Linked DNA regions of Mus musculus: region 2 is linked to region 1. Evidence: chromatin loops called from intact Hi-C (ENCODE). Cell type or tissue: left cerebral cortex. All regions are shown on one strand. Each heading gives the region's core, and the rest is flanking DNA. Links, peaks and the distances in the headings are about the cores only. Region 1 overlaps Mark1 (MAP/microtubule affinity regulating kinase 1). Region 2 holds the start of Mark1 (MAP/microtubule affinity regulating kinase 1).

What was found. Hi-C counts contacts between places; a loop is a spot of excess contacts. Peaks named below come from ENCODE experiments on the same cell type or tissue, not always from the same donor. Only the 100,000 strongest peaks of a DNase experiment are listed, where the experiment ranks them.
Region 2: it touches region 1 in a loop (2.7-fold over the local background); 2 of 42 quality-filtered maps call a loop at or near these places.

The regions. Positions count from the first base shown.
Region 1 is chr1:184,897,097-184,913,153 of GRCm38, forward strand. It overlaps Mark1 (MAP/microtubule affinity regulating kinase 1), which reads right to left. Exons shown (of 18, transcript NM_145515.2): 12 at 15,386-15,539; 13 at 14,900-15,093; 14 at 11,233-11,333; 15 at 9,987-10,151; 16 at 8,307-8,558; 17 at 3,713-3,757; 18 at 1-1,782. The coding sequence ends at 1,428. Among named protein-coding and RNA genes, the nearest start is that of C130074G19Rik, 22 kb to the left of the region's middle. In left cerebral cortex, for the core only: no CTCF peak of the experiment used is centred there; DNase peaks (open chromatin) are centred at 8,461, 11,215, 11,667, 12,396 and 1 more place; H3K27ac peaks cover 1,579 bases.
Region 2 is chr1:184,990,384-185,006,440 of GRCm38, forward strand. Mark1 (MAP/microtubule affinity regulating kinase 1) reads right to left here and starts at 9,166. Exons shown (of 18, transcript NM_145515.2): 1 at 9,039-9,166. The coding sequence starts at 9,089. It overlaps Gm39728 (a long non-coding RNA gene), which reads left to right and starts at 9,183. Exons shown (of 5, transcript XR_865821.3): 1 at 9,183-9,370; 2 at 12,292-12,369. In left cerebral cortex, for the core only: no CTCF peak of the experiment used is centred there; DNase peaks (open chromatin) are centred at 7,208, 7,861, 8,491, 8,845 and 2 more places; H3K4me3 peaks cover 3,102 bases; H3K27ac peaks cover 2,685 bases.

The DNA of each region.
Region 1 (16,057 bases), core at 5,281-13,280:
TCCAGTGCGGTTTCCAATGTCAAGCACTGACCACAGCGTTACTTTCCTTTCAATGACAAGCTCTGAGTACATTTTCTATTTCTCAGGAGTGTGCAGATGGGGCCTGTGTGCTGATATTACAGTAATTACAACATTAAATAACATTGCACAGTCAACCTCCAAGGCTAGTCAGTAGAAAATAATGAGTATTAAAAAGATGTGCCTTTTCTAGTGGCTTTACGTCGCATACGTCACTAATTATGAAAGAAGGCAAATGACCAGTTACAAAGCTCCACATGACTGGAATAATGATGTGGAAGAAACAGGAGAACTTGGGCAAAATATTGAAAACAAAGGAGTTTTGAGGGAGCAGAGTGAACCACCAGGCAGCATAAGTCCGTAGTGAACGGGCATGGAGAGCACGCCCTGCTCACAGGCCTCTCCGGTTACTGACAGATACGAGAGTGGTGGGGGAGGGTGGAGGCTGGGAGGACACTGGGGCAGATGCTCCCAACTCGGGTCAATTCCTGAGGCGGCATCATATCTCAGCCAACGCAATCATCGACACTGTACGGATGAGCTTGTGCTATGAGACGTCCCGACACGCTCCTGTTTCCGCAGCTACCCTGCGTCTTCCGAAGGCAGCAAACCCAAGTGCTGGGTTGTTTCATTACAGCCGGCCGGGTGAGCTACGGATTCTTTCAGTCTCTGCTGCTAATTAGCAGGTCAGAAAAACCAGAGGGCCAAGTAAGCTTGGTAAAGACTCAACTCTTCCTCGAGGCGCTTCTGAGTTAGCTCAAGGCAGAGCTGTGACTTGTGTCGGCTTTGTATAGGAGGTCTGGGTGCCACGCCGTAGACATTCTCTAAGTCCCAACCACACCTTGTCTGACCCAGGCGGAGACTGGGAAAGCAGGAGGACTGCGGGACACCAACCCACTGTCAACTTCTGGTTTAAATTAAATGTGAGTTTAAAATAATTTCTATAAACTTCATGCTACAATTTTAGAGACTATTTCTGTGCGCTTTTAATCCTCGACACAATTTTCAAAACAGCATGATGGAGGTAAGAATTTTAAAAACACACCAGAATGTAAATAACAGGGGAAATCCTTTTCAACTCAAAGCATTAAACGTACATTTCTGTGTGGAGATCTAGACAACTATACAGGTTTTAAAGCAATCATATTTTATTATACAACTCTATGAACAGAAAATGAACAGAAATACACAATATACTTACCTGTACATGTGAACCTACTTTTGAAGCTACGATTATTATAGCTCATACTGACTTGAATTTTACAGCTCATAACTATGTATAACCTTATTGCATTAAGGACAATTTCTACATGGGCGATCCACAGCGGGACCACACAGGTATCACCAGTACATTCAGACACTGTACTCAGGTGTGGTGCATCCTCCCTGATCCCGAAGCCTACGCATCGTTACAGCTTAAGCTCATTTGCTATTTTGGATGCAATGTTCTTAAAGGCAATAGATGTCCCAGATATTCGCTTGAAGCGGACCCCGTTGAGTGAGAGCCGAGGCAACTTGCAGACCTCCATCTCCCACTGTACGAGGCTGTCCTGCCGAGCGTCTCCGTGAACGCAGAAGAGCAGGAACCTCTCTTTCTGCTCATAGTCACAGGTGTTGGCATCCAGCACCTTGCGGATCTCCCTCAGCATGTCGTTGGGGTCCATGGAGCTCGTGGTCTTCATGCTCCAGGTGAAGCGCAGGGAGCGGGGCTTGGCCTCTTTGCCCTCGTCCTTGTCTCTCTCTTTGGGATCTCCCGATGAACCTCTACAAGGCAAAGGGGAAATGAAAACCAAGTTGTCCTCAGCAAAGAAGCCACAGCCACGAAGTGTGAGCGGCAACTCCAGTGTACATGCAGTCAGCCCTCAGAGGGAGCAGAGATGCATGTTATCGCCATGCTGTAAACAGGCCTGGGGCACTGTCTACTTTGGCATTTAGCATCTGCAGTCTAAAGCAGCAAACTGTGTTAGGTGTGTGCATCTGTTCTGGGGAACAAATGTGCAGCTGAAAGTGAAAATGTAATAGTTTTTCCTATATTTTTGGGGTCACTTCTAAAACACAGATTCTCTACTTGTCAGACAGACATGCTCCAGATAGCTCGCACACACACACACACACACACACACACACACACACACACACAGACACACACTCTCAAATATACACATACACACATACTTTCATATATACACACACATACATGCAAGCACACACATCTTTACAAAGCTGCACACAGACACACATCAGGCACCACTGGGATTTCTCTTATGAAACACAGTATTGAAGTATAAACATTCTTTGTTTTTATCCTCTTAGTTAGGAGCAATGTCATGACTGCAGAAGAGAGAGGTTTCAGCCCTACAGTCGGGGGGTGAACCACACTGTCAAGATATAGTGGCAGCATGCTTGCTCTGGTTTGGAAGGTGCCTGTGGCTTCCACCCACCCCTGCTTTCTCATTCTCTACTTTTTCCCACTGGGACCTACTGGTCTCCATGCTGTTCCTGTGGGACCTACTGGTCTCCATGCTGCTCCTGGCCTCAGGTCTGTGCTCTCCTCTCCAGTGTCCGCACAGGCCAGGAAGCCTCCCTTGGCTCCAGGGATAACCTCCTCTCGCCTTTCCACTCTTTGCTTCTTATCCACACCACAGTCCCTAGCCGCTGATCCCTGACCTAGCATGGCCACCCCTCCCTAGTCATGCGTTCACACGCACTGACCATTCATCAGGCTTCTTAGCGATGGATCATTTGACAGCCCCTAGATCGCAAGCTCCAGCATGTTTGCCCGCGTCACTCCTGACACACCGCAGGCATCCAGAGCCACACTGGGCACAAGAGACGGCTGGCACATTGAATTTTCTGGACAGATATCTCATAGGTAACACTGAACCAGAAAACCATCTCAAGTAAGCACAGGAAGGTGAACTGAACAGATAGATCTCCGTGATACAGAGTGAGTGCCTGGGGTTAAACATACTGCACTTTTGTCCGAAGATAGATGAGCTGCAATTTTTGCCTATAAACATTCCTCATTCATTTGTGATTTAAGGAAGAAACTGTATCTTTGAAAGACATTTATGTCTCTTCTAGAAATATGTACATATGCATTTACATATAATATATAAAAACCTATTATAAACTATAAAAAGGAACATAAAGTATTTCTTTTCAATCCCAGATATCTGAGCCTCTAAAGAGCTAAAAGCTGCAATCAAGAAAATACATGCCAGACTGTTAAATGGACGCAAAGTATTTACCTAATTGTCCCCCCTGTTTCTCTGGGGAAACCCAGAGAGCATGCCAGCGTAGACTTTTATACTGCGGTGCAAGATTACATACTCACCTAAATACAGTACTCTCGTCAAATTCTCTGCATGTTAGTTACCTCAGTGCTCTGCACGATCCCGGGAAGGCTCACCTTAGTGACGCCATATTAGAGAGGACAGTACCCTTTCACCTATAAATCCCTTGCTCTGACCTACTTTTCTGACAGAACGAAAAGCCCATTTCTTTACCAAGTATGCAATTCCAATTAGTGAGTTACAAACTCAAGGTTGATAAGCTTGAATTTCACTGCATGCTAGGTGACATCAGGAAACCCACCACACTTGGACCAGGAAGGCTCACAGTGCAGATGCCATCAAAGGGTCACGCTGCCCACCACCACACAGGCGTGCGAGCACTGGCACCTGCGGCTCACCTGGCTGTGTCGGCTCTGCCGCTGGCTTCGCCTTCACTTGGATCCCTCAAAAATAAAGAGAAGGTTGAGATTTAACAATTTTAAAAGCAAAAAGATCAAGAAAACCCAAAACTAAAACAACACTGATGTCAGCTTGCTCATTACTGCTGGTTCTGAGTCCTTCACGCTTTCACCACAACACGAAGCCATTGCTTGAGCATCTATCTACTAGATACCGTCAGCAGGAGCTATCAAGGGAAAAGTTAGTTGCTTTAAACACAACCTCCCAATTCCAAGCTACAACTATAATTTAATATTTATCTTTTAGCTTAGTTTAGTATAATCTAAGGTTAAATAGGGTTTAATGATTATCAACATTAAACTTCACATTATTACATGCACGTCTAGAGGCTGTTGCTCAGTCGAGCAAACATGTTAATCTTGCAGCTAAACACAAGCTTGTGTTGTTCAACTAAGGCTGTGCTTAGGAGACAGGAGGCGAGAAGACAGATGAGTGAGCAAAGTTCTTCTGTACAAGCATGAGGCCCTGACTCATGCAAAGCAGTGCACATCTTCTGGAGACATCCTGAGGGTCTAAGGGCCAGTTAGGCCAGCCCAAGCAGTGGGCACTGGGTTTAGAAAGAGAATTTGTCTCAAGAATAAGGTAGATAGTGACAGAGGAGCAAACACAGACACACCACGCACACAGACAGACACAGTGCTGGCAGATGAGAAGAGGAGAGGAGAGAGACTGAGACTAAGAAAGTGAGCCCAGGGCTGAAGAGGTGGCTCAGTGAAGAGTACTGGCTATTCTTCCAGAGAACAGGGGTTCAATTCCCAGAACCTACATGGTGGCTCACAACTGTCCCGAACTGTAGTCTCATAGGATTGACTGCCTTCTTCTGTTGTGCATATATGTAGACAAAACAGCTATACACAGAAACAAGTCTTAAGAAAGGAAGGAGCCAGCATGGTTTTCTAAATACTAATTCTTAAATACACAATGAATTATTTTAGAAGTGCCAAGAATTCATGCACATCAGCCTATACAAGCAGGTGAGGCTAAAAATACAGACTGAATTATAAACAGAACAATAATCTTTTCTAGATATCTTCTGTGAAATAAAATCAGAAAAAATGTTAATTGACTTTACGTTGAAAGTGATTAATATTTTAAAGTTGGGGCTGGAGAGATGGCTCAGCAGTTAAGAGCACTGACTGCTCTTCCAGAGGTCCTGAGTTCAATTCCCAACAACCACATGGTGGCTCACAACCATCTGTAATGGGATCTGATGCCCTCTTCTGCTGTGTCTGAAAACAGCAACAGTGTACTCATACATGAAATAAATAAATCTTTAAAAAATGATTTTAAAGTCTTCCAGAATTCTAACTACCCTGATGTTTGAAGGTAAATAAACTGAGTCAAGTTATAGCCTGATATTCAAATATTAAGAGGTAGCTTATGAGAGAACAAAAGATACCTTGGGAAGCTAGGGAAATCACCATCTCGAATGCTTAAGTTTCTTTAAAAAAATGCTTTAGTCATTTCTACTTTTATGTAAAATGCACACAGCAGGATTAAAACCAGTGCGCCCTCCTCCCATCTTGTGCATTAGCCAGAGCTGCTATATAACAAACTCAGTCTGGGCACTAAACACTACACGGATCCCAAGCCTGCAGGGCTTTAGCTATAGGACCAAAAGGAAAACCATAGCTGTATTGTGCAAAAAACAAACACACACAAAAACAAGCAAACAAACAAACAAACAAAAAACCCCAAAAGAACCCAACAGCAAACCAACCAACCAACCAACCAACCAACCACTATTTTTCAGAACCAAAAGAATAATAAAATGTATTTGTATTCTCAAATAGGGTTTCTTAAATTTCTATTTTTTAAAAAATAATTGCTATTTTCACTAGGTAGAATATTAAATAGTCAGTGCCATCTGTACAAATTATTTTATTATAGCAAACTGAAATAAATATGTTTCTGAGCTGGTTTGCCATGCAGTGCCATGCCAGCTGTGTGAGATGCTGGGGTACACTGCACAGAAGGGCAATGCTCAGCCTTAGCAACAAACAGTGACCCCGCTGACCCTGCAGCAGAGAGGAGACACTTGCACTCAGCAGGACTGTGCTGTCCTATGCATATGCGCTGACACAGAGGACACTGCTGCCGGGCCCAAGCTCTCCACAGCCACAGTGGGAGCTCCCTCACATCTCACTGCTGGTGCTCACATGCTGGTCCAGCCTCCTGAGCAGAGGGCAGCAGTGTCTAAGGCCTAAGGAGCCGGCTCGCGGTGGGAGGCAGATAGGGACACAGGGCCCATGCAGCTTAGCCTGGCTCTGTGACACAAAAACAAATACCACACATCCAGCATTTTGTACTCAACTGGCAGGCATTTGAGGCACAAGATTCCAAGGAGAAAGGACATCACTTCCCTATCTACCGTGCCAGTGACCGACAATCACACTAGCACCTTGCAATGGCTGCCAGTACCGTCCTCTGACTCCCTGTTGACTGTGGGCTTGTCCTTCTCTTAGGTGTGCCACTCTGCACACTTGTACAGTCAGCATAAGGTCACTGATGGTCTGCTAAGATACTTGTGTTTGAGTGTTTAAGGATTGAAACTCAGCTGTGTGGTCCTGCACATAGAAAAGGGGGAGGTTGCTGCCCTTCTTTACCCAACCAAGCTTTCTGTTTGCTTGTGGTAAGTTGTTATGTTTGGAATAACAATCTGCCTTCCTTCTGTGTTCTGGGATTAAAGACATGAGGCACCATGCCCAGCTTCTCCACTCACTCTGGAAGACCAGGGACACTAGAGACACTGCAAGTAAACACCAGTGTTCAAGCAATCAATATGCCTTCTCCATTCACTGACTGAAGGCTTAGCTCATATGAGTGTGTGACATGGACCCTTAGAGACGACCATGCCCTGCCCGTGATGCTCCTTGTTAGCTGCTTAGAGGCAGTCATGCACTGCCCGTGACGTTCCTTGTTAGCTGCATTGTGCTTCAGCCCATGGCTCATTGCTCAGTTGTTTCTTCCATGACTCTAAGACTTGGAGGGCCCAGGTCCCGCCCTCTTTGTCTTTATAGCACTCTGCATAGCCGAGTGTTATGTGGCAGGGCTCACGTTGCATGGGCTGGTATTAATGGGTCACATTTCTATCAGTCTGCATTTGTTTGGCATTCATATCATCTATGTGCAGCACACAGCATGACTAGTTTGTATGAAGTACAGCTATACTATTTCACTAGATTAGTTTGTTAGACACACATTTATCTTGTGTTTATTTTAATGTTCAGGTTTTTACATTTTCCTTGCTTCTTATTTTTATGTGCACTGGTGTTTCCCCTGTATGTGTGACTGTGTGATTGTGTCAGATTTCTTGGAACTGGAGTTACAGAACGTTGTGAGCTGTCATGTGGGCACTGGGAATAGAACTTGGGTTCTCTGGAAGAACAGCCAGTGCTCACAACTGCTGATCTGTCTCTTTAGCCTCTGATTTTCAGCTTTTAAGTAATCATGTGACCTTAAACTTATACAAAGTCAAAAAAGTTAAATGATAAAAAACAAACAAAAAAAACTCAAAAAAAGTTAAATGATGAGTGTGATTTGAAAGGATTTTAAACATACATACATACATAATATATAACGCATATACAATGTAAATAATATTATACATATACACATAAGTATATACTCTCTCTCTCTCTCTCTCTCTCTCTCTCTCTCTCAGCCTAATGGGTAATGTGCTTGCCACCCAGCCCGACGCTCTGAGCTGAAGCCCTGGAATCTCACGGTGAAGGGGAGATGACTCTGACAGGTGTGCTTTGACCCCCACTTTCCACACACTATGGCACGTGGTTCTCCTCCCACCTCAGTAAATAAACGACATAAGAAGATTTAAGCTAATCACTGCCTGCCACTGGTGCCTGACAGAGCAGTGAGGAAGGTTAGTTCTTTTTCTTTCAAGCTTAGATGTGTATTTAATTCCTTCTCCTAAGTAAAAACATTTTAAATCGTAGCTAATTCTTACATTTCTTTCCCCTTCCTTCCCTTTTTATTCTTGGAGACGGGGCCTCTCTCCATAGCTTGACTGTCCTGAGACTGGCTATGTAGACCTGACTGTCCTTTAGCTCAGAGCTCTGTCTGCCTCCTCAGCATTGGGATCAAAGGTGTGTGCCCCCCACTCCTGACAAAATGTTTTCTACGGGAAGTTTTTGCTCTGCTCTACAAAAGCTGTCACTTTTCTTTTGGGACAGGGCCCTCTGCATCCCAGGCTGGGCGCAGATCCCATGGTCTTGATCTTCTGCTCTTCTTGCCACCGCTTCCTGAGTGATGGCTTCCGCAGGCTGGCACTGAACCTTGGGCTTCCTGCATGCCCAGCCACACTTGACAACTGGGCTACATGAGCCCTTAAGTTCTTATTTTTAATTTCTCTTTCTTAAGGAAAAAGACTATCCCTTCCAGGTGTTTTACTCCCAATTCCTGTAAAAATCAGTGAGATGCCATGAAGTCATTCTAGAAAAATCATAGCCCAGGTGAAAGGAAAGGACCAAGCCTCCTCCTCAGCAGAGAAAGCAGCCCCAGCCCGAGGGTACTGACCTGCGGACGAACTTGGAGGTGATTTTGCTGATGATGCCGGTTGACGTGCCCCTTCTGGCATGTGCAAACGCACCCGTTTCGTGGGATGGGGAGGCCGGTGGTCCGTTGTAAGCCGCGCTGCGCCGCTCTCGGAGCTGTTCCCCATGGAAAGTGCTTCGGCTGGAGCTCCCTCGGGGGAAGCGGGTCCTGTCTGGAGTGCTGGCACTGATGCTGTGAGCAGACGGAGAAGCAGCAGGCACTCTCTGAGCTGCACTGCTGGGAGAAATTAAGATCTATTATTTAGAATAATGACAGGAGCAGATTTCACTCAACCTAAAAATGGGGAGGGGAAAGGTGTGGTTATTTCTGTTGGCCCAATGATTTTTATCCACATTAGAAATGAGGTACATGGGAGAATTAATTTACTATATCGTTATACAAGGAGGAGATGCCAATTTAAACTGTATTTTTACTATAGATTCTAATATTTCTGACATGAAGACAAAGCTGTCAGAATCTGGAATGCCAGCCAGAGTGCAGCACGTGCGGTATTTATTACATAATCAGAATATCCAAATCCCAAATGCTTCAAATCCAAAAACTGTCTAAGCACTGATATGACACTACACATGAGAAATTCCATGTGTGACCTCATGCATATCCACTGAAAACACACTATGTAATGAGCTTAGGCGGTGCATGTCAGGCATGCTAGCAATCTAAATGAATTTCATGTTGAAATTCCAGGTCTATCCCATCTATCTCATTATGCATGCAAATATTGTGGAATTGGAAAATATCCAAAATCCCAAAGTCTCCTGGGCCTAGGAACTCCAGATAAAGGGTATTCAACTTGAATGCTTTTAACATATGTTGCTTAGCAATGTACAGAATGGATTTCATTGTTTGTCAAAAGGCCTTTCATAACATCACCCCATGCTTCTTGTTGAGACTCCAGGGGCTACAGTGCTGCATGGAGCTGTCAGTGTGACGGATAGAACCTAATCCTGAAGCAACCGCATGTTAAGATGCCCTACATTCAGAAATCCTACATGAGTGAAACTTAAAAACCGCAAACTGGATTTTATGCCCGAGCGGCTGTCACTGTGCCTGCCCCACTAATACCACACCTACTAGGACCTACGGCTGTGGTGCCAACAGGATTTGGTTCTGTGTCCCATTCTTTGAGCAAGGGTGGGGGTACAGTTTCAAGACAGGGTTCCTCTGTGTCATAGCCTTGGCTGCCCTGGAACTTGCTTCATAGACTAGGCTGGCCTTGAACTTAGAAAGCTCCACTGGCCTCTGCCTTTCCAGCACCGGGACATGCGCCATCATAGCTGGCTCGCTGTGTGTCTCACCTTACTTACTTTTTATTTTACAAGGTTAGTTTATTTGTGCGTGCCACAGAGCATGTGTGTAGGTCAGAAGACAGCTCCTGAGCGCGGGCTCTTTTCTTTCACTATCTGGACTCCAGGGAGAGGACGGAGGTCATCACTCCTGGAGGTAAGCGCCTTTACCATCTGTTGCCCCATCTTGCCAGCCATTAAAATTACTTAAGTGATAAATTAGGCAGCGTTGCTTAATGGGTGGATTAAGAATATTCTTCTGGAAAATGATGTCAGGTAGCTTAGATGACTGCTAACGCACACACTGCTCCTCAGAGAGCTCCTGAGGAGAGAAAGCCACGTAAGCAGGACTCACCCAGGCCGATACGCTTCTGAGCCATCTTTAATGGTTGGCAGTGTAACTTTTATAGGGTGGCCAGAGGTTGACATAGATTTCTGGTGGCGGGGACGTGCTGAGGGGCCAGCAGAGGCCACGGTGGAGCCCGCCGAGGACATGCTGCTGGCAGACATCTCTGTAAGGCTGACATAAAAGAAGAAGTACAGTTACTGAAAGCTGAGAAAAAGATTTCCTGAATCTCAATCAATTGACACTTTCGTGATTGAAACACTTGAAAGAAACAAACACATTCTTAGTGATTAATGAAACAACTCTCCATTTAAGGTGTGACCATTGAAAAGCTCTCAGGTTCTTGTTCTGTGCTTGTGAGTCTGAGAGGGCAGGGCATATTTGTGGATGTGTGTCAGCTACAAATCAGTTGATTACTGTTGGAGTCTTTTTTCACTTATTCTAAGATCAATTCTGTGTGATGTGTTGGTATAAATCTTCCTACATTATTTAAGCATTAAGAACTCATAATTATATGAAAAATGCCATTGCTGCAGACAGCACCTCCTTCAGCTTACATCACAGTGCCGTCTCATGCCATGAGCAACAGGCTAGCCACTATGGACATAAGGAGCTATAGCTTAGTACCGGGGATAGGAGAAACGGTACATTCCCGACTGTCAAGCCTCCAGGACGCTACGGCAGGAAGCTACCGCCGTCCTTGCGTGCTGTCTCCCAGCACTCACCCTGTGTCTACTGCTGAAGGACACCAATGTTCTACCTCATCGCAACCCGTGCCCCATCCTTCTGATGTGATGCCAGTGGTTTTCCAACTACACTAGAACTCAGTACAAAGTCTGTGCTTCTACCTTCAGTTGAGATGACCACACTTGCTTAGAGGAAGGAAAGGAAGCTCTCATTACTTGGGTATCACGTGAGCTGCTGAAGGGTAAGGGGCAGAGAGATGACAGAGGCAGGGTACACAGAGAGAAGCCTCAGTCTCGAGGGTCAGGTTGGGATTGCACACGCTGCTTTGGTACCGAGCTGTATTTGCATCCACGTTGTATCCAGGCCCTGGGCAGCCAGGAGAGGCTACTTCTTACCCTGGCACCCTTCACTGGGGTACCAAGGCAAGCAGCCCCGTGAGAGCGAGCAGCTACTACAGCCTCACTGCTCTGACCTCCTTCCCTCGGACCCACACAGCTATGGACATTTCAGCAAAGCTAACATGCAGCAATGGCAGAGCCACTTGGCTGCTGGGCCCAGTGACAGTCACCTGCTGTCTCTTCCATTCTGCAAGGCTGCGTACCGGTCTGTGCTCCTCTCACACACATACGTATTCCTCCTCGCCATGCTACCGCCAGAATATACGTTGTTCTTTAAGGAGAAGAAAAGATCAATTTAAAAATTGGAACTATATTAGTGTGAAATCAAAGAAATGTGTTTAAAACTGTTAATTACTAGAAAACCTTCACAGCATAATTTTAGCTGATTAGAATCTCACATAAGCAGGATCCAGTTTTTCCTCTTTCTCATGTGTAGATGTTAGAAATAAAAAGTAAAGCAAAACCGAAACCAAGAGAAAGCATGAGCCAATTCACACCCACTAGGGCTTTAGCTTACAGTCCCAGCCAGCACTGGGAAGCCACAGGAAGCGGCTTTCATTTACTCTGTCCAGGGAGCGGCAGGTTGAGTAAGGGCAGAGCAGAGAGCAGCTGCTCTCGATCTCAGCATGAACGGCCCGTGCGGATGGTGTTCCCTCCAGAGGCCTCTGTAGCCTGTGAACATCATAAGGACTAAAGTGTGTGGGCTAGTGCAGCCTGGCTGAGGGTTGACGGATGGCTGTGCACTGCAATCCAAGGATACGGTCCATAATCCCACATTTGAGTTAGGAGACAGGCTATGTCTATAAAGGACAGAAGAAGGGTAGCTAGGACGGGTTATTCTCCTTACCGCTCAGCAGACCCCTGGCCTTATACCATCATGCCTGCCAAACCTTGGCCATGTTACCAGTATAAAAATAGACAGGGGTGACTTTCTGCTTTTTGTGGTTTTGTTTTGTTGTTGTTTGTGGTGCTGGGAATTGAACCCTGTGTCTTGCAGATGCTAAGCAAGCACTTTACCATAGAGTTGCCCCCCAAGCTCTGGAGAAGTGACTTTCAGAGGGATTAAAACAACTCTTCTGTTTCATTCTTCAATGAAAATATCTTCTTATCCAATTTAGCCTTTACAAGTCTTTAAAATACAGTCACTCTAACATTCGTTTAGTATGAGCAGTCAACAGCTATCTCCTCAGCGTCAGATGCAGAAGGGGAAATCATAAGGAAAGTTACACAAGCACAGCTTTAAAAATCGTTCCAAATGCTGAAGAGACATCTCAGCCATCCTCAGGCGGAGGACCTGTGTGTGACTCTCAGCATCTGTGTCCAGGGCTCAACTTCTTGTAACTCTAGCTCCTGGAAATCCAACAACCTCTCCTGGCCTCTGAGGACACCCCCACACATGTAGCAACCACACACAAACACACACACATACACAAATAATACATTGTTTAAAAAAATGAAGGGATAACAGAATTGTCGGAGGATGCACATCACTCCCAAAGAAAGGCTGACTAGATCATGACACACGTGCCATTGATACTTATAAAAGCCATGCAGTTACTACACTGATTTCCATGCTCCTGTCTAGAAGGACGCCACACCATCCCAAGAACAAAATAGATACAGTGTTGACCTGTCGTAAAAAGAATGAAACAGCTATGCCATGCTCATATTTGTTTTCTCTATCGAAAGAAGTCCCACAGAAGGATTGACCCAATCTATTCTACAAGTTCAGACCGAAAGAAATAGACAGCAAAGAGAAAACTATAAACTGTGGCAGAATCTTCTGGCTTACGTTTTTTAAGTGTTAAATAATGTAGTATAATTACTTTGGATGTAACGCTTTTTAAAAGTAAATGAATACAGTCTGAACACTCGTTAGTCACCTCAGCACTGAGGATTCTGAGGAAGCCTCCATGTCAATAGACAGAGTGCAGGCTTGAGGAGACGGTGAACAGAGCAGTTCCCACCCCAGCTAAGAGCTGGGCGGCCACAGCTATGGACAGGCTGGTGAGATGTGGACGGCCCATAGGAGAGCCCACTGGGGACACAGGCCTTGCACAATCTGCAGCATCAGGATTAGGACACAGTAGCACATAGGACAGACAGGAGAGGACAGAGCTGAGTTGGCCATGCCAAGAAGGTTCGATCAGAGGGGACTGGCAGGCTACACAGGGACAGTCTGTTTTTACTGCTATGTGGGGTGCTGGCCTTCCTAACAGTCCTCCAGCTGACAAGGAAGTAAGTACTGAAAAAAATAAGTATTTTTATCATTTCCAAGTAGATGAGGTAGAAGAGGGCAAACAGTCATGCCACCATTATCTATTTTCATTTTCTGTGTATGCACACTTTGCCTGCATGCACGTAGGTATATCACATGGAGGCCAGAGGTGGCTGTTGGAGCCCCTGAGCTGGAGTTCTGGCTGTGCGCCACCATATGGAACCAAACCAGGTCTTCTGTAAGAGTGCGTGCTCTTGATCACTGAGCCATCCCTGCAGACTTGATATACTTCCCACGTGGAAAGTGGCATGCACATCTACTTTTTAGACTAGGAAGTGCTAAGCTGATTATATATTTGAAAAAAGTATTGTCTCAATTACCACACAGAATACTGGCACCAGAAACCATACCGTTTGAGAGGAAGGTGTGTTGGTGGGTGATGGGTGTGCATGTGTGTGTGTGTGTACATGTGTAGAGATCAGAGGACAATTTTCTCACTCTGGGGTCCCAGATGAAACTCAAGTTTGTCAGGCATGGCGGCAAGCATCCTTATCCACTGAGCCATCTTCCTGGCCCTTGCTAAGTTACTGGATTACTTTTAGCTTCTATATTTTACAGCAACATGTTATCTTCTCTTCTTGTGAGGATACCCTAAGTAGTGCAGTGTTTTAAATAGTCAATGCGTAGCCAAACAGCTGACACATTTTATGCCTAAGAATATAGTTAGCATGTTTAGATATAAAATTCTAGGCCTAAAGTGTTTTTCTCCTTCTCCAACAGTTTCGAAATGCGACTGCATCTTCTAATATGCAAACTGTTGATGAAATATCGGAAAGTAACTTAACTCTGCTCCTTCATGGCCGTCAGCTCTCCTACCGACAAGGCTAACCACTCCTCACCTTGCTTTCTGTCCTCACTCACCTCCAGATTTCACCCACCCTGTCCTCACTCACCTCCAGATTTCACCCACCCTGTCCTCACTCACCTCCAGATTTCACCCACCCTGTTCTCACTCACCCCCTGCCCCCCACACACACTTTTTAATCTTTCTTCTTCCTGCTATCTTACAGGACACTACTGTGGCCTCTCTTCTGGTGCCTGATTTAATTTCTAGAGTGTGGCATTTTAGGAGACCTCACAGGAGGAAAGCTGGCAAATTTTTAATGAGTCTGCCCTTAGACAGCAGTTTACCTGTAAATGTAAGATTAAATTCACCAATTTATATCAAATAAATATCACAAAAGCAGGACAAAAGGAGCAGGGATATAGTGTAGCACTCTGAAGAGAGGCTATGCTTTGCTGAGGAACGGGAGCTGGGAGCAGGCCTCTCGCCTAGACTCCAGCGCTGAGAGGCTGAGGTAGGACTGCTGTTGCTGTGAGTTCCAGGACAGCCTGGGCTATCCAGTGAAACTGCCTTCCAAACAAGGACAATGACAACAACACAGAATTCTCTGCAATGTTTCTTCTATTACATTCACAAGATGTCTGCCTGCCCCCCTTCTCATGGTTTTTAAATTATGATTCACTTTGAACCATTTAAAAAGACAAAAGACAAGATTTTATAAAAAAAACTTCTGACACATGAGTGTAAGTGTTGACACAGGAGAGCTCTGACTCACACTTGGGCTCGCTGTGGACTTTTTCCTGTCTGGCCCCACCAAGGGGCTGGCTGTGACTTCGCTCTTTGATCCCACTGTGGTGCTGCCAAGTCTGCGGGCTGTGTCTTTGCCCCACTCCTCCTTCTGTTCACTCTCCACGCTGTTGGCCTGAGGCCTCTTGGTGTATGAGACGGCAGGGGGGATGGAGGGGCCGGCTGCAATGTGTACAAACAGCAAGGTTAGCTGGGAAAGAACTCATATACTTCCTGCCAATAGAACCCTCCTATGCTAACAACATCCACACTGTGTGCTTTACACTCGCCACTAAGATTAAATCGATTATAGGAGAAATTAAGTTGGTTCAGGTCCCACAGAAGAGACCCTATGATCGGTCAGTCACCCAGCGATGCCCGTCTGAGAAGGCCCCGGGAGAGAGGACATGAGAGCATGCTGGGCAGCGCACACTAGGCAGGGCCAGAATGCCCCCTTCTTAGACTTGCTCCCCACCGTGGTCGCTGAAGCGCCTCTGCTTCTGGTTGGCCGAGATGCTCCGCTGGACCTTCAGGTGAGCAGGCGACTGAAGGGTGCTGTTGTTCAGGTCGCTGCTCGGCCGCGACCGCTGGCACAAGCTCCCACTGGACAGTGACTCACCACCTTCGAACTGTGAGAAGAGAGGTCACAAAACGATTCCATGTTGTATGAGGAACAATCAAAACTAAAAAGAGACTTCAAACATGGCAACTGCACAGCAGACATGTTCCACACACCAGGTTACTTGTCTAACCATTGCCTCAAACACGGGATGCATTAACATGCGTCTCCAGGTGGAAAAACCAAGGTCAAGGACACCATGGGTATTCAGGCAGGATGAAATCTAAAGCCTTACACACACACACACACACACACACACACACACACACACACACACGTGTGTGTGTGTGTGTGTATACATGTACAGGTATGTATGTGCACACAGGGGCTATTAAGCATATTTTACAATTGCAACTAAAATTACACTGTTTTGTTTGCTTTTCCGCACTTACAAAACACACTTTATTCTGTTGGCTCTGATTAGAAAATGACTTCCTTCAGCCCTGACCATGGTAAGCTTACAGACACAAGCTCTCTGCAGTCTGCAGCCGTGTGCTGCTGTGAAGCTCTGAGTGAACCCTGGCACTG
Region 2 (16,057 bases), core at 3,616-11,615, 92 kb after region 1:
AATGGGGCTAACAATGGGTTGGAGGTTTGCAACTTTGAGACTAGCCTTGGCTACATGGTCGAGAATCTGTCTCAAAAAAAGAAAAAAGAAGGAAGGAAAGGAGAGGAAAGGAGAGGAGAGGAGAGGAGAGGAGAGGAGAGGAGAGGAGAGGAGAGGAGAGGAGAGGAAAGGAAAGGAAAGGAAAGGAAAGGAAAGGAAAGGAAAGGAAAGGAAAGGAAAGGAAAGGAAAGAAACGAAAAAACCCAACAAGAGAAAAAAAGAAAACGTTCCCCATATTCAACAACTGCCATCATTCATTAAGAACACACAGAACACTCTTCATGATAAATAACATTCTAACACACACACACATACACCAAAGCACAAATTTAAGATTGATATCATGGGCTGGAGAGATGGCTCAGCGGTTAAGAGCACTGACTGCCCTTCAGAGGTCCTGAGTTCAATTCTTAGCAACCACATGGCGGCTCACAACCATCTGTAATGGGATACGATGCACTCTTCTAGTGTGTGTCTGAACACAGCTGCAATGTATTCATATAAATAAAAAATAAATAAATCCTTTAAAATTAAGAAAATAAAATGAACAACAACAACAAAAAAAAAAGATTGATATCATACCATTTATTTTTCCAGCTCTAAGTGTGTGAAAGAAAAATAAAGGACAGAAGTAAAACTGGAAAATACACAAGTTTGTTGACATTAAACACACTTCTCCAAAGAATTCAAATGAATCTACAAATGCTCTACTATGGAGACATAGAAAACCTAGACAGAGCTAGAAGTAGTCAAAGAGTGAATCAGCGGTCAGAAACCTTCTAGTAAAGAAAGGCTAAGCGCGGATGCTTCACTGCCCATGTCAGCAGCCAGCAACTGCTTGATCAAGAATCATTAGGAATCTTAGGAAAGAACCTGTCTTTCCTAGTCTTCCCGAGCTCTCCTAAATCGGAAGAGGAGAAAGTACTTCCTAACTCATTTATGAGTCCAGCATTACACTGACACCGAAAACTAGGTACTATAAGGTATTGTAAGAAAAGAGAGCCACCGGCCAACGTGCCTAGGAATACAGACAGACAGAGAGTTCTCCAAACAAGCAATGAAAACAAGCCAAGTACAAATCAACTGCATTGCCAAAAGGAGCGTTCTCCACAGTCATTCTGAGATACAAAGTCAGCGTGGTACACACCGCAGCAGCACAAGAGAATTAAACTCTATCATAATGTCAATAGATACAGATCTCATATGCAGGCATTTACATCAGGCAAGATGCAGTACAACGCTCAACAAACTGGGAGGAAAGGAAATTGTTATCAGTGTAATATCGACCACTCATGAAAAGCCCACGGTTCACATCACAGTTAATGGCAGAACAGAACAATTTTTTTTTTAAAGATCAGAACAACGGCAAATGACCACCCTCACCTTTTCTGTTCAATACACGCCTGGAACTCTCAACCAAACAACAAGAAAGAAGGTGTTCACACTAGGAAGGAGGGAACAGAAATACGTTTGTAGATACGACAATCTTATGTGCAACCCTCCACATGTGTCCTAAAATAACCTATTAAACTTAATATACAAATCCAAAAGCCTCCAGGATCCAAACTCAATATGCATACACACACTCACACACACATGCATGTACACAATCAGATTGTGTTTATCGCTAACAAGAAACTATCTGGAAAAAAAAAGACAATTTTTAAAATACCAAAACAATGAAATATCTTGGAATAAACAACCAAAGAAGCAACATATTGCTGAAAGAAATTAAAGAGAAAAAAAAGGAAAGGCAGCCCATGTTCATAGATTAGAAAAATTAATTCTGTGAAAATGTCCATAAGTACCTAAACCAGTCTGCAGATCCATTGTAATCCCTGTCAAAATTCAACTGCATGATTTTGTAGAAATAGAAAACCAACCGCAGACTCATAAAGGACTCTGAGTATCCCAAACAATCAACAATAAACGAACAAAACTGCACGTCACCCTACAACAGACATGAAAAGGTTCAAAATAGATTAAAGATTTAACTACAACACTCAAGCTGGAGAACTCCTAGAAGAACCGTCAGAAACAAAGCTCATGACACAGGCTTAGCAATGCTTTACTGTGTGTGACTGCAGCTCAGGCAGCTAAGTCAAAGTGGATAAAGAAAAAGAGAACAAAGACTCCAGAGAAGGTAGAGGGAGGAGGCCCTAGTGAATGGGAGACACACATATGACCTGGAAACACTATCCAAACATCATATTGGGAAATCCACACGTTTCAATAGCAAATATGTAAATAACCTGAGTTTAGAATATGCACAGAACTTAATCGATATTTTCCCAAAGACTACAAACAAATGATCAACAGGTATGGTATGTATGTATGTGTATGTATGTGTGTGTGTGTGTGTGTGTGTGTGTGTGTGTGTGTGTGTGTGTGTGTATACATACATATATATAACAACAAAAAAAACAAAAAAATCAGGGTCAACATAGCTAATCATAAAGAAAACACCAGAATATCAACAAAGTACCACTTGTCAGGGTGGCTACTATTGAGCAATGTTTGTTTGTTTGTTTGCTTGTTTGTTTATCTGTTTGTAGTTCTGAGAACTGCAATGAACTACATCCCTACCCAGGATTGTTATTGTCAAAACCAAAATAACAAGAGTTGCCAGAATTTTGAGTTGAAATAGGAAAACCAGAACCTGTGCACTGTTGTGGAAGATGTAAAACGTTGGAGTGTCTATGAAAAACAATATGGACGTTCCTTTGCAAGTTAAGATTATAACAACATGTAACCAATCAACTCCACTTCTTGGTATTCATAAGAAAATTGAAGTTAGGATCTCCAAGAGATATTTTCATTCCAGTGTTTCTTGAAACCTTTACTCTAGTAGTAAAAACATGCTAAATATGCATCAACAGACAAATGGATAAATAAAATATACTACATACTCACAACCAAATATTATTAACTCATAAAAAGAAATATATTTTGTCATATTGAAACACAAATGAGCCTTATGGACACTATGCAAAAAGAAACACAATTTCAAAATGATAAATACTACATGACTCCATTTGTATGAGTAAAGCAGTTAAAATCATCAAAGCAACATTGGTGTTTTCCAGGGACTGGAGGAAAGACAGAGAAGGCAGTCACCAGCCAAGAAGTACAAAATTTCAGTTGTGCAACATAAAATTACTAGGTATTTGCTCTAACACACTGTTTACAGGTAACAATACTATACTACATACCTAAAGATACCACATACCACAAAAGCAGATCTCTCCAATGAAAAGTGTTTTTAAACACAATTTAAAAGAATAAGTCAACAGATGGGATGGGAGACATTTAAATGCAACTGAAAACAGACATAGCTAAACATTGCAGAGTAACTGCATTGCAGATTGTACTACAGACTGTACTACAAAGAAGCAATGAGGTAGCAAAGAAACAATGAATCGGGGTTAAGACATATGGAGGGCAGAGTCAAGGCTTAGCATAGCTAACCAAGTATCAGGGAGGCTGGAGAGAAAAGGGCCAAGATTTGAAGAAACCACAGTGGACACATTTCTAAACTGATGAAAGTCGGGAATCTACAGGAGGCAGCGTGTAACAATTAAACAGCTCATCGCTTAGAAAAACAATGAACTAGTAAGAAATATGAAGATGTGAAAGATCTCGGAGAGCCAAGGTCTACGTAAGCCAATCGAGTATAAACAAGGAAGATACAAGGGGACCAGAAGGAAGACAGTGATGAGAAATATAATAGTTGAGAGGCACCCAGAAGTTATAAAAACATGAATTCATAAATACAAAGAACAAACACCTAAACATACTACAGTAAAACTCCAACACCAAAAAAAAAAAAAGGCGACCTTAAAGTGACAGACACCAATAGAAATGCTAATATGGAAGGTCCAACCCTAAACAAAGGACTACAGACAACTAAGGAATGCTGAGAGAGAGAGAGAGAGAGAGAGAGAGAGAGAGAGAGAGAGAGAAACATATTCCCCAGAGCAGAGCCCCCAATTGCTATTCAATACCAAAAGGCCAGCCCTGAAATCATATAGATGCAAGCAACACAAAATGGACTGAGAAAGTTGTAGTTATATATTTGGACACACACACAAAGAAAGAGAGAGACAGAGAGACAGAAAGAGAGAGACAGAGACAGAGAAAGGTAGGTAGGTAGATAGGTAGGTAGATAGATTGTTGGTTTAATTTTTTAAGGGGTCAGAAAACAGCACCCCATTGTCTACTGATCACACTGTTTCTGGTCGAAATCATCTGATAACTGAAAAGCTAGCTTTTCTCTTTTCTTTTCTTTTATTATTAAAACATATTATTTTATATCAATATTTATATGTATATTATATTAATTTATATTATATATTATATTAATATAAAATAGAATATAAGATATTATATTAATATTTATATTTTTAATTTATATCAAGGCCAGCCAGGCCTATGTAAGGAGTTTCAGGACAGCCGGGGCTACATAGCAAAACTCTGTCTTGACAAAACAAAACTACAAGTGGCTATCACTCACTAAAAGAACTTTTTTCTCCTTTTGAGACAGGGTCTTAACCTACAGTTCAAGGTAGGCTCAAACTTGGGATTCTCCTGCCTCAGCATCCCGAGTGCTGAGATTACAAGCATTTGACACCATGCCCAGCCTCACCAAAAGAACTTCCAAGGATGTTCATCAGGAAAAAGAAAAAAAAGCTCCAAAGGGAAGCCTCAGATAGACAGAATGAGGATTATTGTTTGGGAAAGTATTTGTAAAATAGCTAATTCTGCACACGGAGGCTTTCAGAAAACAAAGAAGAAACAAGAAGGCTAATGGGATGGCTAAAGGGCAGGTAACAGCAGTTACCACCAATACTGACAATCTAGTCCGTGGGACTCACAGCAGGAGAGAGAGAACTAATTCCTGAAAGTTGTCCTCTGACCTCCACATGCATGCGCAAGGCACTCCCCCACACACACTCAAGTAAACGCAAACAAAACAAATCAAGAAGACTGAATAATAACACCAAGAGAAATGACAATGTTAGTGGTATTTCCTTCCCCAGTGGACTGTCTGGGCACCCACTCTGGAGATTTGACTCTGACCAGGGCTCAGCTACAAAAGCAGCCACCTCAGAGGTCTTGTCAAATGCCAGCAAGCCAAGCCACAAAGGATTGGTAAGTGTTTGATAAGGGGGAAAGGGCAGGGACTCCAGGAGACTGAAGGAGTGAATAAAAGCATAGCCCGTTCTTCCTCCGTAAGGTACACATGTGTTCATCTTACAGCTCTAAGCCCAAACCAAATAAACCACCTCCTAAGAGCAAGAGCAACAGTTTAAGAGTTCAGAAACCTGTGTGACCTTGAGCAGGTCTGAAGCCTTCAGCCTTGGGTGGTATATGTAATGGCTACCTTTGCATATATCACACATGTGCTCTGGTGATAATTGTACTGACTCAGGAGGGAATGTTACCGCATTGACAGCACGGGAGACAGACCAGGCAATGAGTGCACCGCCACACAACAGGTACAAGAACTCACGCAGGGAGCAGAGCCAAGGGGAGTGTAAAAGCATGCAACCCACTTGCTTTTCCATCTACACCTAAAGACGGCCGTCCTAAGTTACTAGAACAGCTTGGTACAGTTGCCACATGAAATAAGAAGTTTATTAAAGGCTTTTGAACTTAGCCAAATTTATAATTTTAAGACATCCCAAGAAATAAACACATTAAAATCCCTCATGCTGATCTCTAATAAGGAATACAGCCTTGTTTTTCAATACAGAAAATCAGCCGGGGCATTGCTGACCCACCAGCAGGAGTGTCAGCAAAGGTTTTCCAAAACACCTACAAAATTGTTTCATTGAAGAAAGAGACATATTTAGTAATATATTTTAGTATAACTCCTATATCGATACTGGCACTATCCAAGAATGGCCTGATAATAAAATAAAAAAAAAAAAAAGAAGAGAAGAAAAACAAGTCTTTCAAACATTTTTATTTTCCTAGACTTACTCGTTACAACATAAAGTGAAACGCATTTTACAGGGATTCTATTCTTTTGTAACATGTCTCTTCTTCACTACGCAGTGTTTACTGCCTTAAGAGTTAATCACTGTTTCCTGTCATATTTACTCAGTTGAGGCCTGTCAACCAGGCACACACAAACCTTTATCTATGAGCACTCCTGGAAGACCACACTGAATGTTCCCAAAGAACAACTCTGTCTCTACTCTACACAGTCATAGGTGAGACAGCAGGGTCACACACTCCTGGAATTGTATGGTGTGTGTGTGTGTGTATACACTCATACATATACGTATATGTGTGTGTGTGTGTATATATATATACGTATATATATATATATATATATATATATATATACGTATATATATATATATGTGTGTGTATATGCGTATAGATATACAATGTTTACTTTATGATTAAGAAATGTTTATATTACCTGCAAATATCAATATAATACTGTTTAGTAATCACTGTATTTATTTATTTTAATTTCTAAGAGTAATAGTGTTTTGGCTACTATCTTTACAAGAAAAAGATCTAAAAGTCACACGAAGTAAACATTTTTTCATAGATATTTTTAAAATATGTCAATATTTTTGTATGGATATTCTTAGTAAGTATGGCTATACTTTAAAAATGTCCTGTGTGATTACAAATAAATGCACATTTTGGCTACCGTGCTGGCATTAATTCATGCACTGACAAACCAACTGGTAACTCTGTTTCACTGATGGCAGGTAGGCACCATGGATAATGCTATTTAAGACTCCAGTGGTCATTTAACAGCCTCCAGCGGTGGCCTCTTCAATAAACACCTGGAACACTTACAAAGCCAGTTTAGCCCTAGCTATCCTCAGTCTTCTACTGTACACTACCTGGGACTGCATTGACATCTCCTGTCAGCTCTGAGTAGGGAGAGGCCTTGTCTAAAGCCTTTCTGCGTTCCCTTCCAGGTCAAAATCAGAGTTAAGTGCATATTCATCGATTAATTAACAGCCACAGCAGAGGGGATGCTTTCCACGGCAACGAGGAGATAATCAGGACATAGTAGATAAAGTAAGCTAAATGCAGGGACAGTTATGTTGTACCAGAGTAGAAACAAGACCACGCAGAGGCTCTGAAAGAACATGCTCAGACACAAAGCACGTGAGTTTACACAGCACAACCGTCCTCGGAAGGTTCAACGAGATGTACAACCTCTGACTGCTAGGCTCTAAAGTGCCCTTGGCTGTGCTTCTGCTCTTGCATGGGAAGCTGCGTGGGGTACAATTCCTTGCTGCCTATTCCTATAAAGCCATCCCATGTCTGTATAAAGAGCCCTATCCACACACGCCTAAACAAGAGGCCGAGCCGTCAAACCCCAGGACACAACCAAGCCACGGGGCCTCTCCACATTAGGTTAACACACAGAATTCTGACCCTAAAACAAAGGTCATCTTCCGCTTGACTCCTCACGGTCACTCTTAAATGACAGGATGTTCTTAATAATAAATCTTTACCTTTGAAAACCTACCGCCACCAAATTCTTTACCCTTTCCTCCAACCTCCTTTAGCCTTTCAGTGAAAATTATGCAGCCGTGTCATCTCTAAGACAACAGTCACGGTGCAAACTGAGCAACAAGGTACGACGGTGGTGACAGCCCTGGTGTCTTCATCATTTCAAGTGTAGGACACAGGAGAGGACAAAGCATTCCCATACAATTTCCTAGTTCTTCTAACAATGGTCTCTGTAGAATTGTGTTCTTATCCCTTCAAATAAATATAGTACATGCAAACCCTACTCTCTAGATAAAACACCCATGTTTGTGCCTCATTTGCCCCTTCGAAAAGCGAGCCTGCCTGTCTCTCCTCCCCTATCTTTTGTCTCAGAACACCAAAGCACTTGAGTATTTTTACTTTACAATCCCTATGAAGTCACTGGTACATTAAGCACTGGAGGACCGATGAGGGGCGTAGACACCCAGAGAGCTCTCTGGTCGGCCACGCAAAGCCTAGAACCCCCTAGTTCCTTAAAACTTGTCAGCAATCAGGCCAGACCCTCTGGAGCCTCCGGGCCCCTTGGCAGGTCGCGGAGAATTTTAAAAACAACAGTGACAGAAAGCCACCTTTCCTGCAAAGGAACCTGCACACACATATAAACACAATCGTCCGTCTCAGAAGATGAAATTACAATTGGCCTTTCTCTTGGTTTTGTTAGACTTCAAATACGGCGAGTGAACATCTCAATCTTGATTTAAAAACAAAAAAAAAAAAAAAAAAAAATTAAACCAAACCAAACTAAACAAAGAAGCTCCTGAGGGCAATTTGATCAGACACAGAAAAATCCTGCCTTCAAAGAAATGTGCCTTGTGACACTCTGAGGAGAAGTACTTAAAACCTGTCCCTGAGTCACGAACACTGGATTGAGGAAGAGAAGAAGACAGCTGGCTTCTTGGGGTTCTTAAATCTTTTCTTTCTCACCTTGGGGCTACAGAAGCTGTAAGTGAAATCTTCCACTCTTCACTGAGAGTATTGCAGTGACATAAAGTCACACACACACACACACCCCTCTACTTCACTGCCCTCTTTATCCCTAAGGTGCCCGTGCCCCCCCCCACCCCCCAATGTGGACCTGATGTTACAAAAAGCAAAGTCATGGGGCAATGCGGGGGTGGGGTGGGGTGTATGTTTGCAAAGGACTCAAAAAAATCCAGAAAAGCAAAGGGCTGAAAGATCCCAGGACAGCCGAGGTGTAAGAGGTTCGGCTGGCTCGTGGGCTGCAGCCAAGCAAGCATCCATTCACTCGAGTGGGGGGCTGGGGGCGCGACCAGAATGTTGGGGTGCTCACGAAGCCACTCTGGACGCCCACCCTCTGCCCTCCATCACCCTCCGCATCCCCTCAGGCAGGACCCCCTCCGAGCAGAGGGCCGCCCCGGGGCTCCCCGCGTAGGGACGGGAAGGACGGGGAAGGGGGTCAGGCCGGGCTCGCCCAGGTAGCCGCGCCGGAGGCTCGGGAGACTCACGTTCTCCGTGTCCCGCTCGTTCACCGTGGGCAATGGCGTCCGCGCCGACATCTTGCGCGGGCAGCGGGGTCGAGCGGGGGGTCCGGCGGGTCGCGGGCCGCGGAGGGCTTCGGCGAGGGCGGGCGCGCGCGAGCAGGCCGCGCCGGGGAGCGCGCGGCTCCCGCAGGCCGCGGGGCGGGAAGGCGGGCGAGGACGCGGGGACCGAGCCGCGGGGACGCCGGTCGGGCGCGGAGGGCCGCGGCGGGCTGAGTGGAGAGCGGGCGCCCCGGAGCTGCCTCAGCGCGGCGCCCGGCGAGCGCGGCCCTGACAGCGCCTCCCGCACGCCGCCTCAGGTGAGCGCCGCCGCCGCCGCCGCCGTCGCCGCCGCCGCTGCCGCATCCGCGCCGGGCCCCGCGGCCCCGAGCCCGCGCGCCGCTCCGCGCCGTCCCCGCCGCGATCAGCCGGAGCCCTCGGCGGCCGGAGCCGGTGCGCGCGGAGCGGCGGGCGCGGCACGGCACGCAGCGCCCCGAGGCTCTTGGCGGCCGCCGCCGGGTGGGCGGGCGCCAGCCGAGGGGCCTCTCCATTCATTCCCTCATTAGGGATGCGGGGCCGCCTCCGCCCGCCGGGCCGGATTTCATTAGTGACTCGCCCCACCCGCGGATCAGCCTGTCCCCTCAGAACCTCCGGCGGGCGTCCTGCGATTTGATGTTGATTCTTGTGTGGCTTTTAAACCGGCACTGGGGACACATGGGGTTCGTGCGAATAGAGAACGATCCCCCTCCTTCCTCCTTTTTTATGTATTTTTTTATTTGTTTCACTGGAGGGAGCATTGGGTACCATCCATCCTACTCTCCACTTGGCCCATCCTTAAATTCTCCTCTGGTTTAATTCCTGGTTTTCTTCGAGCCTTCCTTCAGCATCCTTCTGCCCTGAGGTGTTGTTCAGGGGCAGGCGTGGACAAAAGGCACAAAAGCCTCATGAAAGGAGCTGGCCCAGAAAGCATGTGGAAGAGGGCTCCCCGCACCCCACAGCATCCCTGGAGTGGGTGAGACTTGATGTCTACAGTGGCTGATCGTCACTTCCTGGGATACAAGGAAGTGTCACTTAGGCTACTTATTCAGAGAGAGTAAGAAGGCTGTCTCTGTGGTCTGTCTGGAACTCTTCCTTCCAAAAGGCTGCTTTGCCTTTCCCTCCACCTGCCACTCCAGGTCCTGGGCATATTTGTCCCCATGCAATGTTGTCATTCTTACTCTGATATTTTGCACACTTGGCCTCTAGGATAAAACTTTACCATCTCCCTATTCCTTTTCTTTCTTCAACCTCAAATGGGAATCTTGGGATGATGGGAAACTCCTCTTTCCCAAATGCATCCATTTGAGGAAGAATTCCTGTGCCAGATGGTTTTTATCCTGACTCATTAAAAGTTGTTTCTGAAAACTTAACACTTGACCCTTAAAACATGGGCCAGAAGAACCTAAAAATAGCAAACCCATATCTTGAGGGAATACACACACACACACACACACACACACACACACACACACACACACCGTATGTAGTCGCTTCTAGAACACGAGCTGCATATTTATTTCTCAAGCATCTTATGTTGTAAGTACTTCTCAATTCCACAGAGCAAATGAAAATCCCAAGACCACTTTGGTGGCCATCTCTACTGTTCAACTAGCACTTAGGCTTTGGAACTAATGACAAGGCCACAGCCTGCATTATGGTGTGCCTCTGGGAATGGCACACTTTTAGAGTCCTTCAGAAATCGGGGTTCACCGAGATATACTGAAGCATGAGTTTGTACTTTTCTCATCAGCTGGAGGTTGTGCACTCAGCACCCCTGCTAACACAGAAGTCCCTTGTGTTCCAACTATGTCTGCATTAGCCTAGCAATAAGCAAGCAAGGTGCTCCCCCCATGCAACAAGGCTTCCACCAGTAGCTTAGATGTCATTCTTCAAAGGCTATTCACATGCTATCCCCTGTCCTCATTCCTCTGGTAACCCTGATGGGTATTTCCATTTCACAAAATTCCTCTGACTTGACTTATTCACGATCATAGCTACCTCAGGCTAATGAGACACAGAAGAAGATAACTGGAATGGCTGGGGGTGTTCAATGGTGTACCAGTCACAAGACCGTGAGCTCACCCCTGTGAGAGATGGAGCTAATTAGAGACAGAGCTCAAAGGGAAGCCTAGGATCTGAGCCCAGTGGCTTCCACACAGACAACTCTTAGCTACATTTTGCTCAAGTAGTGAAATTGGAATTGAGTGGTTATTATTTAAAGAACCCAGTTTTATATTGTTATATTGTTGCTAAGGAACTTTCCTAGCAAAGGGGCTACATCAAAGGGAATGGTTATTTTTGTTTTTCTTGTTCTCTTTTTGTTTTTGTTTGTTTCCAGACAGGGTTTCCCTGGCTGTCCTGGAACTCACTGGGTAGACCAGGCTGGCCTCGAACTCAGAAATCAGCCTGCCTCTGCCTCCCAAGTGCTGGGATTAAAGGTGTGTGCCACCACTGCCTGGCTTCGGGAATGATTTGTAATAACCCAGAATTATAATTCTATTGAGTAAGATAGACAAGAAATAACTCTACCTTTAAAAACTAGCATTTAATTCATGGCAACACCCACAGTCCTAGGTTTGGTATATAGTGAAAAATGCACTTTTCATAGGTAAACAAACAAACAAACAAACAACAAAACCTCCATTAAAAAAAAAGTTGTGTGCTCTTCTGCTGCAAAACGGCATAAGGGGATGTTGGGATGTTGTCAAACTGTTTAACCCTAGTCCTTAATAATGAAAATGCCACAAGCAACGTTTTCCTACATGGGTTTTTATAACTGTGACTTTGTGAAAATGGCAGAGGGAATGTTCTAAGGCTTCTAGCAATTCTCTTTGGGGCTATTTAAAAAAATGTGACGTGTAGTTTAGAAGCTTCTGGGGTAGAGTGATTTAAAAGTTTGAGAAGAAAATTGAGGTTCTGCCAAAACAAGAAAAATGGAGATCAACAATGTGCTAAACCCAAATGGATGGCGGCTAAAGAGTGCTGTTAACCATGGCCCCATGGAAGAAATTTTGTAACTACACTGGCCACTACTGGCAGCACTAGCTACTCTTGGCTCCTCCCCGCTTGAGAAGTCATTTGAATTTTTATTGATTTCATCATAATTTAAATTCAGAAACAAGTTTGATTCCATGTTTGGGCATTTTAAAAGTTATTTAGAGAGAACATGACTGTTGGAATCTACTTTTTTTTTAAACTCCAGATGTTCTGAAACCTAAACAAAAATCAAGTATGTCTCATGAAGATGTATCACCTAAGGACGGGAGAGGTGGCTCAGCAGGTAAGAGTGCTTGCCACATAAGCACAAAGCCCTGAATTTGAATCCCCAGCGTCGTGTAAAAGCCAGATATGGCCACTCTGACTGTACCCACCTACTGTGGGGGTGGAGGCAAAGGATGTTTAGTTGGCTTGGCTCAGCTTCACTGAGAGACACTGTCTCAAAGAAGTAAGGTGCATACACTACACACATGTAGTATACACATGCCCCACCCCGTGTGTGTGTGTGTGTGTGTGTGTGTGTGTGAGAGAGAGAGATACACACACTAAATAGCGCCTGATTTAGGCTTAACTCTAAGTAGCAAATGTATATGTTTTAAAGAGTAGGAAAAGAAAAGATGTAAGGTGCCTCTTCAACTGACATGCATTGCATATTAAAATGTAAACATTTTATATATTAAATTAACTAGAATATATTATTAAAATTATTTTCAGCGTTATTTTGTATTTTCAGATGTAGACACTGAAGAATGCATGCTTGTATAAATGGCTTACATTACATGTCTGGTGCATAGCCCTTCTCTGTGAGTTCAAACTGAGAATAAAGAGATTCAAATGCTGAAGAGTCAAAGACCTTGATTAGAAGCTATCAATTATTTATTCTGTGGGAGAGTGGCACCCAGCACACACGTATTGAATAACATGTGCCCAACAGGCACTGTTCAAAGAAACTGTTCTTCACCTAATAATTTCCAGCCGTAAACAGCATCATCCTTTAGAAGAATTCAGCAAGAAACATGCTGAAAACATACAAAGAAGCATGAACAGATCATAGTCTTCTGTGAACAAAGAATTGGTCAGGTGTGACAGAGACAGCAGCTTTAATTGTAAGTTCATAAAACTACAAATGTACTAAATAGGAGGTACTAGCAATGCCTGATGTCAAGACCTGCAGAATGTCTCGGTGGATAAGGGCTATTGTGGTACAAGGTGGACAACCTAAATTCTACCCCCAGAACCCATGTCAAGGTGGAGAGAGCTGGCTCTGAGGCATTACCTCTGACCTCCACATACATGTGCCCCCTCCCCCGCACCAACCACATTCACAATAATAAATAAGTTAATTAAAATTTAAAATAGATCTAATATCCAACATGCATGACTGGAAAATCGTTATTTATCGAGGACACATTTTTGTTTCCCATTCTATGGGAGACTTATGCCTTTCCATCTAACCACTCAAGATGACGACAGGACAGATAGTTCTATATGGTGACAAAGAGGGAACCCAGCTAAGAAAGCAGGCTCAATGCCCACTGAGAAAGAAACGTTATTTCTTTTCATAAATAAGCTGGGTCCTGATTGCACCCCAATGGCTAGCGAGGCATGCTGTCCCATGTGTTGACGCTCATCCCTCAGTGTGGAATGGATGAGAGTTTCAAAAGAAAAGAGATATTGCACTTTAAAAGCTGTATGGCTGGCCTTGAGAGGTAGTTCTGCTGGTAAAGTGCTTGCTTTATTAACACAAGGGCCAGAGTTCAAGTTCCAGCACCAACACAGAGGGTGGGGTATGGTGGTGCACACTTATAATCCTAGTCACTGGGCTTGCTGGCCAGCAGCCGAGCCTAGTCAGCCAGCCCCAGGTCCTAGTGAGAGATCTGCTTTTTTAAAAAGGTGTGGGGGAACAAAGTGGTTGGCTCCAGAGCAGTGACACCCGAGGATGACCTCTGGCCTTCATACATTTATATACACACACACAAGTTAACATTTAAAACTTCTAAGGCTGAGATTGGGAAGAGGGCTCAGACAGCAAAATCTTTTCCATGTAAGAAAGGAAGAGCTGAGTGCTCCCCCACCTCCAGTGCTGGGAGTGCTCTCTCTGGTCCAGTGCTGGCAAAGTGACTACGGCAGGATCTCCAGTCCAGCCAGCCAGCCTAATCCATTGATCAGTTCCAGGTCCCGTCAGACCCTATCTCAAAAAATAAGGTGAAGAGGCAATTGTAAAAGATACTTCATGCTAACCTCTGCCCTACACACACACACATATGTGCACACACATGCCGGTATATCCGCGATATTAAATTTAATTTAATTTTAAAAACTCAGCAGTCAAGAGCACTGCTACTCTTTAGAGTACCTGGGTTCCATTCATAGCACCCACACGATGGCTCCCTGCCTTCTGTAGGGATCCAACATGCTCTTCTGGCCTCTTTGGCCACCAGGCACACACATGGCATACATACAAACAGGTAAAACATCCATAGGTATACAATTAAAAGAAAATTGAAAAACTAAGGGACTGCCTCTAGCAGTGTATATACCTCACCGCCACCAAAGCCAGCCCCAGAGTCAGCTCTTGCCATCACAGTCATTGGCGCTACCCACTATGCTCACAAGTTTGCTACCATCCATATTCAAAACCAGTGGCACATCCATAGCTCAGTGACGGACGGACTTTGCCTTCCATCCCCCCAGAAACTCTCTGATCAGCAAAGCTGGGCTGTCTGGAATTCCCCGGTCACCCTGTGCTGCTCACCCCTCCATGCCTGGCATCTGTTCCCCCTTCTGGAATGTCCTCCCCATCGTTCTACCCGACAGTCTCTGGCTGACCTTTCAAGTTCCTTGGGAACCTTCCCTGGTACCTGCTCCTCCCTATGCCCACAGCTGACCGATCACCGTGCCTGTGCCTAGGTTAGCTTTGCCAATTGGACAGTCCTTCCCTCCTGATGTTCCCTTGTGCTGTGTCTCCCACTGATCCCTACCCAGCTGTGAGCTAAGCAATACCACCTTTGAAATCCTCCCCTCACCCAAAGCCTACTATGGTGCTCAGAAATTGGCATATGCCCAGTTTCTAAATGCTCCATGTTTGGAGATTCCCTCTTCCATTTCCAGGGTCTCTTGAATTTTGAAGAAGCATCACAAAGGAATTGAGAATGTTATAAAACAAGTATTAAAAATTATACTCAGGGGATAGGAGTAGATCAGACTTCACACACTGTACAGAATATGTTCCCAAATGTCCCCAATAAATGCTATTGACTGGGTAGGAAACTGGCTCTGTCCTGTCTCCCATAGACAGGTAGCTTTAACACAACGCTGGACGTTTTACTGTCTGTGGTCTTCCTGCAATCCTTTTATCTGTACTGAGAAATTGGTAGTCACTAGTCCTTTTAACAGAACACTCCTTCAAGCAAGTTCCTACATAAACCAAGCTATACTGACATCAAGCAGCTGGTCAGGAAATAGTCCTTCCACATAGGTTATAGAAGTTAAAATGGAACTATACAATAAGGGTATGTTAGAAGCCATGGAGCTGGGAAATCAACCCCAGAGAGCAGTCTTCAAAACCCGAATGGCTCAGTGGTTAGCGCTTGTCTAGATTCACAAGGCCCAGGATTTTGCACTCAGGACTGAAGGCAAACTTAATACAACCAGGTTGTGTGGCCTCTTCTTAAAATTCAGTCAACAGTCTGAGCATCACAGCACCACACAGCAGTGAGAACCTGGGACAGAGAAAAGCTGGCCGTGGCCGATGGATGTGGCATTAGCAGTGCTGGAAAACGCAGGTGGAAATTCAACATGGGTAGCATGACCTTCAAATAAAGGGACAACCATTGCGTATAGATTCATACATGCGCAGATCTAGAGGCACCTGCCTCATGACAGCTTCCAAACCGTGACCTTGTAGTAGTGTCACAAGGAAAGGGGGACGATCCTTTGAATGTTTCGTGGCAGCCACCCTAACATAAGAC